3 separate regions of the Homo sapiens genome follow, and regions 2 and 3 are each linked to region 1. Evidence: chromatin contacts called from ENCODE Hi-C data. All regions are on one chromosome and are shown on one strand. The core of a region is the stretch at or near the end of the contact, and the rest is flanking DNA. Distances in the headings are between cores, read along the strand shown. Region 1 has its middle 6.7 kb from the start of MIR4462. Region 2 overlaps BTBD9 (BTB domain containing 9). Region 3 overlaps BTBD9 (BTB domain containing 9).

The links. A loop is a pair of places that touch in the nucleus more often than their neighbours do. Pooled maps may share reads with other maps.
Region 2: a loop to region 1 is called in a map of Panc1, with 5 times the contacts of the local background. The contact joins two enhancer-like sites. A Hi-C loop is called at or near these places in 2 of 168 maps with a recorded cell type or tissue (B cell and Panc1), 1 of 37 single-sample maps with no recorded cell type and 10 of 50 pooled maps.
Region 3: a pooled map shows a loop between it and region 1 (4-fold over the local background). The contact joins two enhancer-like sites. A Hi-C loop is called at or near these places in 3 of 37 single-sample maps with no recorded cell type and 4 of 50 pooled maps.

What each region holds. Positions count from the first base shown.
Region 1 is chr6:37,559,882-37,564,373 of GRCh38, reverse strand. No RefSeq gene overlaps it. Among named protein-coding and RNA genes, the nearest start is that of MIR4462, 6.7 kb to the right of the region's middle. RefSeq lists enhancers at 1,681-1,860, 2,001-2,210, 2,531-2,700. Within about 2 kb of position 2,118, at least 3 of the 41 ENCODE cell types and tissues checked have a DNase peak (open chromatin) inside an H3K27ac peak, as active enhancers do.
Region 2 is chr6:38,494,175-38,498,666 of GRCh38, reverse strand. The region is part of intron 6 of BTBD9 (BTB domain containing 9); the gene reads left to right. Among named protein-coding and RNA genes, the nearest start is that of BTBD9-AS1, 15 kb to the right of the region's middle. Within about 2 kb of position 2,551, at least 2 of the 41 ENCODE cell types and tissues checked have a DNase peak (open chromatin) inside an H3K27ac peak, as active enhancers do.
Region 3 is chr6:38,305,882-38,310,373 of GRCh38, reverse strand. The region is part of intron 7 of BTBD9 (BTB domain containing 9); the gene reads left to right. Among named protein-coding and RNA genes, the nearest start is that of BTBD9-AS1, 170 kb to the left of the region's middle. Within about 2 kb of position 2,498, at least 2 of the 41 ENCODE cell types and tissues checked have a DNase peak (open chromatin) inside an H3K27ac peak, as active enhancers do.

The sequences.
Region 1 (4,492 bases), core at 869-3,368:
CAGATACAGCAGAAAGCACCAATGAGAAAAACACAGGTGTTTCCCACGGATTTGGTGCTGGACCCTCTATTAACAATTCCAGTCTGGCAGTAAACTCAAGGTATATTTAAACTGAGTGATTCAAAGAGAGTTTAATGAAGGTTTAGGCCAGGTGCAAAGGTGTGGGCAGGGTGCAGGGACATCAGCAGGAGATGCTGAAGCCCCAGGGCTTGGAACAGGGGAGCTGGGCCCAAAGGGACATGGACAGAGCCATGGGGAGGGCCTGCTGGACGGGAGCTGTAACCTTGTGTGGAGAGACACAGCAAAGAGCCAGCCCCCTGAAGTCCCGCAGGGAGCACATCAGGAAAATAAAGATCTTGGCTTCACTCTCCTCTCTCTGATCTTCTGTGAGGCTCTCCCTTTGTTGGCCCTCCCTGGCACAGGGAGCCTGGGCCATGCTGGTCACAGAGGTCGGCCTGGGAGCACAGTGCTGGTGGAGGAGGATTCCAAGACAGAGAAGCCTGCCTAGTCATTGGCAGCTTATCAAGAGCATATTCAGGGCTTGGAGGTCACAGAAGCTTTGCTGTTGAGAACTCAGAATAGGACAGACAGGAGAGGATATGAAGACTTGGATGCCTGGGACCCAGGGAGAGTGTTTTTTGTTTTGTTTGTTTTGTTAGAGACAGGATCTCACTATGTTGCCCAGGCTGGAGTGCAGTGGCACAATCATAATCATAGCTCACTGTAGCCTCAAACGCCTGGGCCCAAGCGAGCCTCCTGCCTCAGCCTCCCAAGTAGCTGAGATTATAGGTGCAAGCCACTGTGCCTGGCGAGGGAGAACTTTTTTAGGATAGGAAGTATTTGAGTAGATTTTGACACAGGAAAAGGAATGCAGACACACTGGAGGAAAGGGAGGTGAGAGTTGGAGGCCGGCTGAGGAGGAGGCGGGTGGGGGTGTGGGGGCAGTGGAGGGCTCTCTGGGAGGAGGGACAGAAGGGACTTGATTGGGAGGACAGAGGCCCATCCTCTGCTTCCTCCCGAAAAGGCTGCAGAACAGCCTAAAGCCAGGGGGTGGGTCTTTCAGGCCCAGAAAGGGGAGTGTCTCTCTGCCAAGGACCAGGGCAACGGTCCAAAACAGAGACACACAGCCCAGCCCAGGCCTGAGTGGTGGCTGGAGGGTATGGAGGTGTGAGAAAAGACCCCCATAGTCAGAGAGAAGATTCAGAAGCAGTTTCTGGAATGGACTGGGATCCCACCACTGGGGCCGTCCCAAATCTCCCTTAGCCAGTTTGAGGAACTGAAGCTCACATTCAGCCCAGGTAGCAATTAGAAAAGCTGCTCTTCTCCCTTTTTTTTTTTTTGAGAAGGAGTCTCGCTCTATCGCCCAGGCTGGAGTGCAGTGGCAGGATCTCAGCTCACTGCAACCTCCACCTCCTGGGTTCAAGTGATTCTCCTGCCTCAGCCTCTAGAGTAGCTGGGACTACAGGCACACGCCACCACACCTGGCTAAACTTTTTGTATTTTTAGTAGAGACAGGGTTTCACCATGTTGGCCAGGCTAGTCTCGAACTCCTGAGCTCAAGTGATCTGCCTACTTCGGACTCCCAAAGTGCTGGGATTACAGGCGTGAGCCACCACGCCTATCCAGAAGAGCTGCTTTCTAAAGCACGTACTAGAGGAGTCTCTTACCAGGATGATTTAGCAACCACAGCATCTATGGAGAACTTCAGTATGTGCCAGTGACGAAAGCTTTATACAGATTAACTTCAATGTCATGAAAAATCTCATGGAGCAGCTATTATTATTATTAGTCCCATTTTATAGATTAGAAAACTGAGGCTCTATAAGATTGTATGTTTACATGGGGTCCCACAGCCAGTCAGAAGTGCCAGGATTCCCACCCAGGCCTGCCTGACCCCCAGCACCCTCCTAGAACCACCCCAGGTTGGGAGGGGTAGGGGAGAGCTGGCCTGGGACATTCTCACCTAATAGAAGTCCCAGAAAGCCCCAACCCAGGCTTTCTGCAGTTGTTTCTGCTTGAGTGGAATTCCCATTGCGTTGTTTTACCGCCCTCTGTAAAAGTTACCATTGAAGGACAAAAGACTCGGTGAAAATCTAAAGGGGATTTCTGCTTCTGTTTCTGAACCAGAAGAAAAAGAAGTAGTGAAACCAGGTGCTTCTTGGCTGATCAGCCTGGGAAGAGAGAATTATTAATAACCAGGACCATTTCAGTTGCCAGTAACAAAAACCCAATTCACATTGGTTTAGGAAATCATAATAGCCGATGTCAGCTGCTCACTATATACTAGGCACTGTTCTGAGCACTAATGTGAATCCGTTCATTTAATTCTCAGAAGTATGCTGTGAAATTTACACTAGTATCATCACAGAGGAGACAGAGGCACAGGGATTAAATAAGGTGCTCACATCACTTAGCAAGATTGCAGCCCAGGCTGCTGGGCTCCAAACTTTGGCTAAGGGAGATTTGGGACGGCCCCAGTGGTGGGATCCCAGTCCATTCCAGAAACTGCTTCTGAATCTTCTCTCTGACTATGGGGGTCTCTTCTCACACCTCCATACCCTCCAGCCACCACTCAGGCCTGGGCTGGGCTGTGTGTCTCTGTTTTGGACTGTTGCCCTGGTCCTTGGCAGAGAGACACTCCCCTTTCTGGGCCTGAAAGACCCACCCCCTGGCTTTAGGCTGTTCTGCAGCCTTTTCGGGAGGAAGCAGAGGATGGGCCTCTGTCCTCCCGATCAAGTCCCTTCTGTCCCTCCTCCCAGAGACAAGTCCACCACAGCCTTGGAGAGCAAGCAAACACACTGGCCCATGTCATTATTGAGACCAGGTGGCACTGGATCTAAAACATCTTGTTCCTTTCTCTCAGCTCTGCTTCTTTCGGCCTGGCCACTCATCCCTCCATGGCAAGGACAGCTGCACATCTCACCCCTTCCTGTGTCTATCACCCCAAAGGGAAGGTGCGCTCCACTTCCCTGCTTGCTCCAGCAGCAAAATCCTGGGGAAGGTGTCTGAGTGGTCTGGCCCTGGCCACACACCTAACCCAGAACCAGTCACTCTGCCTGGGGCTAGGAGAGAGGGAAATTGTGCCAGGCAGCCAAAAGCAGTAGCCACCCCAGGAACACTCAGGGAAGAGGGTAGCAGCTGCCAGGAAGAAGAGAAGACGTGGAGATTAAAGCTGGGCGGGTGGTTAGGAGGCAAGCGGGACCCAAGATCTGGCCCTTTGTGTGTCTACCTCAAACAGGAGGTAAGACAGCAGCAGAGGGAAACTTTCCTTCTTCACCATTTGCTGGGTGTGGACCAAAAATACCAAGACTTGTATTCACACACACAACCTCTAAACACACGTGCTTCTATATGTATTAAATAAATATTGGCACATACACATGCTTAAACACACATCCCTGGACACTTTACACTCCATACAGACACCTACACAATCACAGGCATGTATACTGCATCAGTCAGGATAGGCAAGGCTATGCTTCATTAACAAATAACTCCAAAACCTCTACTGCTTAAAACCAAAGGGCTTGCTTCTTGCTCACGCGACATGCCAGTCACAGCTTCTGCACATCATATCACCCCAAGGCCCAGACTGATGGAGAAGCCACTAGCTCAAAGCTTGCTGGTCATAGTGCCAGAGGGAAAGAAAGACCTCTGGAAGATGTTGCATTGGCAATTACATTCTTCTGCCGGGAAGTGACACTTTCTCTTCTGCCCATTGGCCAGAACTGGTCATATGGCCCCATCCAACCACAAGGGGGCCAGGGAGTGCAATTCGGAAGAGGAGACCCAGAAATATTTAGCAAATAGCACTAGCGACTAGTGAGTAGGGCGCGCGCGTGCGCACGCACACACACACACACACACACACACACACACACACACACTTACTGCTCTTCCCACGGTCTCCTTATTTTATCCTTTTGTGTCCTGGACTCCTAAACAATTCCCTGTCCCTAGTAATCAGGGTGGAAAGTCTCCTGCCAGGAGCCAGAGGTTGTGGAAACTTACATCCCCCTTCATTTCAGTCCTGTCGGCTGCCCTGAGTCTCCCCGTCTCACTCTGGGCCCCATCATCCATCTCCCTCCCTGCCCATTCGTCTGAGCCTCCCCTGCCCCAGCTTCTGCCTCCTGCCAAGAAGAGATAAAAGAGACAGCTGCGTATTTATTCAGTGCTACTTCTACTTCTCACTGCTGCCCCACCACTTGCTTCAAGCTCCCCGCTAGCATCCTCCTCCCTTTCTTCTTTCTACGATTGCCTGAAGAGCTAAGCGTGAGCTAGTGGCACCCAGAGAGGTGGCTGCTACGGGGGAAGGGAGGAATGAGGGGAGGGGGGACCTCAGGGCCCTTGGGGGTGACAGGAGAAGGCAGACATGAACAAAAACTCAGAGAGGGCATGAGATGTAGAATAACACTCACAAGCGGACAGAGACAGAAAAGAAACACAAAATGTGGCAGAGAGAAGCAGAGACGCAGCGAGGGACAGAGGCAGA
Region 2 (4,492 bases), core at 1,302-3,801, 930 kb before region 1:
AAATAGTGGTGCTCACCACAGGTTTCATGTGTCCCCTTATGTTGCCCAGCCTTTGTTGCTATTGGATTTGGGCTTTGTGACTTGCCCAGGCCAACGAGCTATGAGTGGAAGGGATACAGGACACTTCTGAGCCAAGGCATTTAAAAGCTAGTATTCCTCTTACATCCTTTTCTGGGTTACTTCTTGCCTTGTTTTTTTTTTTTTTTTTTAGTACTAGATAGAAAAAGATAGAACCATACAAATTTTGAAATATATGTGTCTCTAAATAATGAAAGAAATTTAGCTTATGTGATGTAGAACTGTTTAGTACAGTCTGTGAAGAAATATGCTTAGCATTCTCTTGCCCATGAACATGGAGTGTGGATGGCAGAGTCCAGCTCTGGTGTTGTGACTCATCCTTGATACCTCACCAGTCCTGGAACAACCTAGTTGTGGAAAAACTGGGATAGGTTGGATTTGGTTTTAGATATTATAGACAGGTGCGTCAGGCAGCTGAATTTGTACAGTAAACCACTTTTGTAAATGATCAGATTTCTGTGTCTGATAATTTGTTGGGAATCACTTGGATGTTGGTTGTGCTGGAAATTCTTATTAATGTGAAAGACACTTTATAGTTATTGTTTCCATAAAGCCAACAAGATTCAAACATAACAGTATTGAGACCAAGGGGCATCTCAGCCTTAAATCCATTTTTCAGCATGCCTAACACACATTATTCTTATTAAATACCTCTTTCTATAAACCTAGCTGTTGCTACCTCAGTGGGTTGCTTGCAGTTTGACTGTAGCCTAGCTTGCTTAATTAAGACTTAAAATAATACCTTCGGTTCTGCCTGGGACTTGAGAGAATAGCCAGCTCTGAAGCCTTTGCTTGCTGTAATGGTTGCTCAGTAGTTGGAGTTTTGTAGCAACAAGGTTTGGAAATCCTCTACCATACAATGGTTTTTATTGTTAATAGGTCTAGTTGTAAGTAGTCATCCTTTTTGACATCAGTTCCTTCTTGCTGAATACTTTATTCTTCTCAGTTTTCTTTTCCTCCCTTTCATCTTTTCTGCTCTCTCCTTTCCTCCCCTTCACTGCCTTTCTCGTTCTCTTTCTTTCCATATCATGAACTGGTAAATTTGCAAAAAGGGACTCCATACTGCTGCCATGTGTAGGGTCCGGGAAACCTGATCATTTTGAAGAGCTAGCCCGTTCTAATGCTATGGTTAGGAAACATCTTACTGAATGTTGCATCTTTTGTGATGTGTGAAATTCCAGAGGAAGTACAGTTTGGGGAAAAAAAGTGTATCCTTGGGACCTACATTAGAGAATATAAATCACAAATCAATATACAGTTCAGATAATACTAGATCGTATACAGCAACTGCCTGTGACAGCAGTGGGAGGTGGGAAAAGTCCCCTCCCTGTGTGCATTTTGAGAAATACACTGTTTTTATTTGGTACAGTTGCATATTCATTTCTAACAGACTGCATCCTAAAAGAATTGGACTTTTATAGATTCCATGAATATTCAGAGAGTCACCAAAACCAATTTTGTCCTTTACCTTATGTGTCTAGACCCATCTGTCATTTGCTTGCTAGATGGTCATAGTTCTGTATTGTGGCATTTGTCTTTTGAGAAAAAGGTATTTCCCATGTTGATAAGGGGGCATGCTGGTACCTTTGCTTCCCTGCTTGAAAGTTTTCACCTTCAGGGTGGATCTTGGTGAGAGCATGTGGCTAGGCCCTGGCTACTTTGCTGTCTGCCACCAGCTCTCTTAAGCTTTTAGGGCATTGTTTTAGACACTAACGTAGCAAGGGAAGGCATGATGGCTGTTGCCACTAGTAAGTCATAGGGTACTTGGCAAGCTGGCAAAAGCTAGAAGCCTCATTCATTTGCATTTTAATTGGAATGACCATTAGCCAAAAGCCCGAATTTTTAAAATTGTCCATTGAGTCCTTTTTCCCTTTACCCTCTCATTTTCCTGAAGCTGATTTCCATCTCTCTCTCTCTTTTTTTTTTTTTTTTTAAGAGACAGGGTCTTGCTCTGTCACCCAGGCTGCAGTGCAGTGCAGTGGTGTGATCATGTCCTGCTGCAGCCTCAACCTCCTGGGCTAAAGCAGTCCTCCTGCCCCAGCCTCCTGAGTGGTTGGGACTACATGTGTGTGCCACCGTGCCCAGCTAATTTAATTTAATTTTTTTTTTGTAGTGACAGAGTCTCCCTGTGTTACTCAGGCTGGTCTTGAACTCCTGGGCTCAAGCAGCCCTCTCACCTCAGCCTCCCAAAGTACTATGGTTACAGGTGTGAACCACTGCGCCTGGCTGATTTGCATCTTTAGAAAAATGTGTTTCTCAACATTTAAAAACTCATGTCTCTTTGATAAACTTACAAATCTTACATCTCCTTTAATATTATTTAAAATATTATAAAAAGTAAGAATTGTAATAAAAGAAGGCAGTGACAGCCTGAGAAGGATGCCCTTTCTTTCCTTCAGTCGTGTGAGTCATGTGTGAAAGTGGGGCTGGCTTGCTTGCCCCAAGTGTTTTTCCTGTTCTTGCCAGTGACAGAGCACAGAGGAGGTCACTTTCACATCAGGCCTCTTCAGCTGCTTTGTTTTCACGGTCACAACGGGCAGAAAGCCTGCTTTGCAAATGTTGTGTATTTTATTATAATTTTGAAAATGCTTTTTTAGATGACACATGTGCCCATCTCTTCTCTCCAAAGGATTCTGATATGACTCCCATACCATTTCTTACCACCTCACTGCTCTTAATACTTAAACATGAAGAAAGAGACAGAAGAAAGTAATTAAGATGGGATAAGTAAGACATTCTTATTCATGAGCATATTCTGTCTGTCATCATCCCCACGGGGCTGTTATTGCACCTCCTCTTCATTGTTATACCCCCGCCCCCCCGCCCAGATGCACCTGCACGGTCATTTGAGCCCTGTCCTCCAGTCATACTTGGATAAGAGGAAGCCAGCCTCACTGGTTCCATCACAGTTCTAACTGCTGTATAGAGTTCTGTGGTGCCTTAAGTAATACGATTATGTATAGAAAAGCTGGGTGCAACCAGTAGCACATGAAGCACATAACAAATGCCAATTCTGTTCCTTTTCCTCCCCTTTCCAGAATTCAGTGTGTTTGCTTCCAGAACCATCTTTGGGTCTTCTAATGTATAATAAAGAAGGACAGGTTTTTCATAGATGAAATTTTGAGTGGGTTTTATTGATTCACCCATGTGACTCCATACCTGCTAACTCTGGTTCCAGTCCTCCTTCTGGTGAAAATAGGTCTTCTGCATTCTTTTGTTGGTAAGAATAGATGGAGAAGAGAACTAACATTCTTTGAAGATCTCCCGTGTGAGTTTCAGGCAGTCAGGCTTAGTTATTTCATTTGCATCATTACAATGAATCCTCACCACATTCCCATGAGATGGGAACAATTATCTTCATTTCATAGATGAAGAAACGAAACACAGAGATGTTATTTGCCTGTTTTGATCTGTAGCGGTGGAAACAAGATGCAAGGCCACAGCCATTGTTCTTGACATTATATAGAGTTGCTTTGTCGGTTTCGGTGAAAGGTATGATTCTTTAAAACATGCTTAAACTTTTCTATTCTTTGGGTAGGCAGAAAAGGGAAAAAATAGCTAGTTATTATTATCCTTTTGATAGCAAACTCCCTCATGCTACCTAGTAACTATTTGGTATAGGATCCGGGGCAATGCTTGTATGCCCCCAGATGCCTTGCAGTATTTATTTGGCAGACCAAGAATATTATAAGTGTTTACTCTATGGCAGTAGTTATTAAAAGTGGAATTATGATCTCTTTTCATTGTGAGAAATCAATGTCTTTTCAAGAATAGGAGTATTTTAGATTGGCCTAAGGGAGCTTTTCTGGTAATCTGCAAAGGTAACCAAAGGGTTATCTTTTCCTACTTCCACAGAAAAATATTTGGATCCATTTTAATAGGAGTTGTAATAGTGAAAGAATGTGCATACAGTGAAATCTTTTATACTGTTATTTAAAAACAGAAATGTTCACATATAGAAAAAATGAGTAAAAGATATGCTTACAACTTTGAACTCACCATATGTACTCATCATGATGTATATCAGGCAAAATAGAGTTCCATAATTTGTATAATCTTACTCTGGAGTTTGGATTTTAACACTTAAGAATTCATTACTACTACTCTAGTGCTGGCATTCGCCATTATCTGAGGCGTATAGAGAATTCCCTCTCATTGCAGTTGTCTGTGTCCACATTAGGTTTGTTTTGTTTCGCTTTGATTTCTTTTTTACTTTTCAGAATATTTCTGAGGGAAAACAAATCAGATTTGAATAGAAGAATTTTAATTTGGTGAGGGAAATTTGGCAATAGAAAAATGGTTTGATATTGAAAATATGTGCTGAGATAAACAATTATATTAAAAGAGAAAAGAAAAAGGAGCTAATGTTACCAGCTTAACACCATTCAACATGAAAAGATTTGCTACTGAACTT
Region 3 (4,492 bases), core at 1,249-3,748, 750 kb before region 1:
AAGACTTTGGCTGCCTTTGAAGCCAAACTGCGCCAGGTCTCCAAGTTCACAGCTCAGGAGGCGTCCTTCACACTCAGGGATTTGCCCAATTTACCCACAGACCTGGACTGGTGCCTCAGGGTAGAACTGAGAGTGCCCAGTGGGACAAGTTGTTCCCTCAGGCACCCTTTGTGGTTTGATTAAGGAGTCTCAATACTGAATGCAGTATTCAGAAGTTCGTACTCACTTTTCCCCCTGGTGTGTTTCTTCGACATTCCAGTCTTACTTTCATGAGATCTGCGGAGATTCTTTCCTTCTCACACCTCTCACTCAATCCAGGATGGTTTGTGAGGGTTAAGGCACAAGAGATTTGGTGTTATGTCTCACCTTTTTCTCTCTGCCTCCAAAGGCTCTGGCAGGAAGATTCTGCCAAAGTGGGATTGTAGGAGCATACTTGCCACAGATCTGATGGGGACATTTTCTCTATAGCATACCCAGCTCCATTTAATGTTTAAACACCTCACTGTTAGTACTACTTTTAGAAAAAATCAAATTTTATAGTTATTGATGCATTTTAAAGAAATATTAATGTTTGAACCAGATACAGCCTCTAGCTTAAAAAAAAAAAAGAAAGGCTGCTACTTTATTCTTTATTAAAGGATCGTTAAAAAAAATTATTAAATAGGCTGGGCGCAGTGGTTCACACCTGTAATCCCAGCACTTTGGGAGGCCAAGGAGGGCAGATCATGAGGTCAGGAGATTGAGACCATCCTGGCCAACATGGTGAAACCCCGTCTCTACTAAAAATACAAAAGTTAGCTGGGCGTGGTGGTGCGTGCCTGTAGTCCCAGCTACTCGGGAGGCTGAGGCAGGAGAATCGCTTGAACCAGGGAGTTGGAGGTTGCAGTGAGCCGAGATCACATCAGCCTGGCAACAGAGAGAGATTCCATCTCAAAAAAAAAAAGTATTAAATAAACCACCACTTTTTCGTGGTTTTTTTGTTTGTTTGTTTGTTTGTTTATTTGGGAGATGGAATCTCACTCCGTCACCAAGGCCAGAGTGCAATGGTATGATCTCGGCTCACTGCAACCTCTGCCTCCTGGGTTAAGCAATTCTCCTGCCTCAGCCTTCCAAGTAGCTGGGATTATAGGCGCCCACCACCACGCCCAGCTAATTTTTGTATTTTTAGTAGAGACAGGGTTTCACCATGTTGGCCAGGCTGGTCTCGAACTCCTGACCTCAGGTGATCCACCTGCTTCAGCCTCCCAAAGTGCTGGGATTACAGGCATGAGCCACTGCACCTGGCCTTTTTGTGGGCTTTTTAAACAACCTTTTGCATGTCTTTTGTTCTCTGTTCAATGTGAATGAGAAATATTCCCCAAGCTGTGGTGACATCTCTGACTTGAGTCACAAACCTGTTGTGACCTGACGACCCTTTAAACTCGTAGTGTGGTACAAAAATAACTCTGTTGGCCCAGGCGCAGTGGCTCAGGCCTGTAATCCCAGCACTTTGGGGGGCTGAGGCAAGAGAAATGCTTGAGCTCAGGAGTTTGAGACCAGCCTGGGCAATATAGCAAAATCCCATCTCTACAAAAAATACAAAAAATAAATAAATAAATAAATAAGCCAGGCTTGGTGGCACATACCTGTAGTCCCAGCTACTCCAGAGGCTGAGGTGGGAGGATCACCTCATCCTGTGAGAGGTCGAGGCTGCAGTGAGCCGTGATCATGCCACTGCACTCCCGCCTGGGCAACAGAGTGAGACCCTGCTTCAAAAAAACAGAAACAAAACAAAACTCTGTTGATTTTAAGTAGCAATCCTGCAACAATTTGAACATCTTTTAGGGAAGAAGGAAAAATAAATTCATGTGAAACTTATGATACTACTCACAGAAAAAGATGCCCTTTATATTAAAACTTCTTAATTTTTTGAGAAATCATTTTGAAAACTTGCAAAACCAGTTTAAGTGACTATTTGTATGTTGGTTATTCCTTCTCCTGTGTTTGTATAAATCACGTTATGTTTACAGTGCAGATGTAAAGTCTCTTCCCTGACAAGTTATGTCCGGAGGAAAGAAAAAAATAGAGATATTGCCTGTTAGTTCAAACACAGAATTGGATGGTTGGTTTATCTTTTTTCTTTATACCTGGAAATGCCTCTGTCCTCAATTTCAAGGCCTCACCTTCAGAGTGAATCCCTCTTTGATATACTGCAGTGGTTATTACTGCTAACATCTGATGCTTGATTCTTTAAGGCCTTTGAATTGATTTTCTCAGCTAAAACCTCTAGCATTTAAACTACAGGATTGTCAAACTGCACATAAGAGAGTAAACCATACAGTTATTTTTGGAAAGTGCTTTCATTCAAAGGCCCCAGTGTGAGGAGAGAGAGAAAATTCACTGATCCTGGTGAACTTGTATGTTTGAGATCTACTGTTGCCACATCACCTCACTTCTGTCCCTGGGGATAACCATCTCTGATTTCTTATCTTCTAGAAAGCAGGCCACTTCCTCTGAAGTGTTTAGAGCTATAGCTTCATAAAATTTGCATGTGTTTGAGGGGCAAAAGGTGGAGGGGAACACATCTGAAGTTTAGGGAAGTTTTAACCTCTTCTTATCACTGGCTAAAATGGACTCAGCATGATTTTTGGAGCCCTTATAATCTTAAGATAAGATGTGATTTGGGCAACCTTGCTAATGTAAAAATTGGAGCTAGAACAGGAAAGATCAGAATACTGGATTAATGCTAATTAAACAGACAAAATAGCAAAGAAAGAAGGAAAAATCGATTAGGGGAAAGGGGCTCCAGTTTTCAAAAGGCATAGCCTGTTTTCCACCCATGGGCTTCACCCACAGGTATGGAGAGGTGGTCAGGACTGAATTCTCTGGAAGTGTGTTCAGAAGCAGCCTTCTCACAGAAGCAGGTGGGGGAAACTTTGGGAAAGGAAAAGCTTAAAAATTGTATGCTATATATAACCCATGGTTTTTCTTTGGTGATGTAATATATGATTGAAAAGTGATTTTCTTAACCTGATAGATAAAACTAGGCATTAATATAACTAAGTGCCTGTGTTGTAGAATACATTTTTACAGCTTTTTGATAGTTTCCAAGAAAGATGGGCTTGTTCTCTAATTAGCTATTGTTCTTTTACAGCTGTTAAGACAGAACAGCTGTGGATATTTTTTCCTCTTGAATAATTTGACAGAAGGTTGGATTACAGTTGGGTTAGAAGCTTGCCTGATCAGCAACAAATTCCTGTGTAGGCCTGGGGCTAGGCCACTGGTGTGTTTCCTCCTTTAAAAAAAGAAGTGATAGGTCTGTGGGAAGACCTCTAGGTAGGACCTTAAGCTAATAGTTATCTTCTTAAACAGGAAATCTTTGTATCTCTATGAAAATCTTGGCAATAGAGAATGATCTACTCAGAGATTATTAACCATTTGCTTGCTGCATGAACCACTGTGCTGTTAGAAAACAATTTTGTAATGAAAACAGCCAGGGAAACATTGAATAAAGCCCAGCAGAGCACAGTGTTTGAAGATGACAGTCCTCTGTAACTGCTAAGTGTTATTTCCTTTTACAAAATCTGCTTCAAGTGGGTCTTTTTCCTCCACCTCTCAAAAGTGATCTCTGGAGACAGTTAAATAACATGTCAGTCTTATCTTTAAATATAGCTGGTACAGGTGGCCCTCAGGTCATGTCCTACTGAAGTAATACTGCCTTTTAAAAAATTTATTACTCCTGAATTAAATTTAGAGGCAAGTCGTTGGCCACCCCTGGTGCTTTGTAAGAACAGAGAGCAGTAAAATTGTTTTCAGATCACTTTTTCTGCAGTTCCCTGCAGTCTGAGTCATTCCAATATTCATACACTTTGCAGAATGTATACACTTTGTTAACATGCAACTTTTGCATTCAGAAGCAGCAGATTAAATTTGTCTGAGCAGAATTGCTATGTGCACAGAGGGGGAAAAGTAATTTCTGTCCAGGCGGTTCACCTTTGCCTTTTGCTCCTAGCACAGGCTGTTGTAATAGGGATGTAGGTGAGGGATGGCAAAGGAACACCAGAAAGAGACAGATACAAGACACTGGGTTTTGGCAGCATGGTTTTGTAAACAAAGTGACACAAATTGGGACAGAAATTCCAGTGGGACAAGGGAGGAAACTGGAAGACTAGAAATAGAGCAGAAAGCTCAGTCCCATCCAGATGGTGTTTTTAATAAATTTATCAGACGCATATGAAAGACGATAATGAACATTCAAAATGGGGAGTGGCCCAGTTCCTCTGGGAAGAAAAACAGTGTGGAACCTTCTGTGTGCTGCATTCAGATATAGAATCACTCTCTAATTTTTCCCAGTAAGAAAGACCACAGAACTTATTCAAACCATTGAGTAATTGTTTAAGGCAGTCCAACTAGGTAGGCTGAGGTTTGTGTTTCTAGAAAGAAAAATTCATAACACAATTATTCCCTGCTGAAATGGAGGATTTGGCCTATGTATATTAGTAAACCAGTGGTG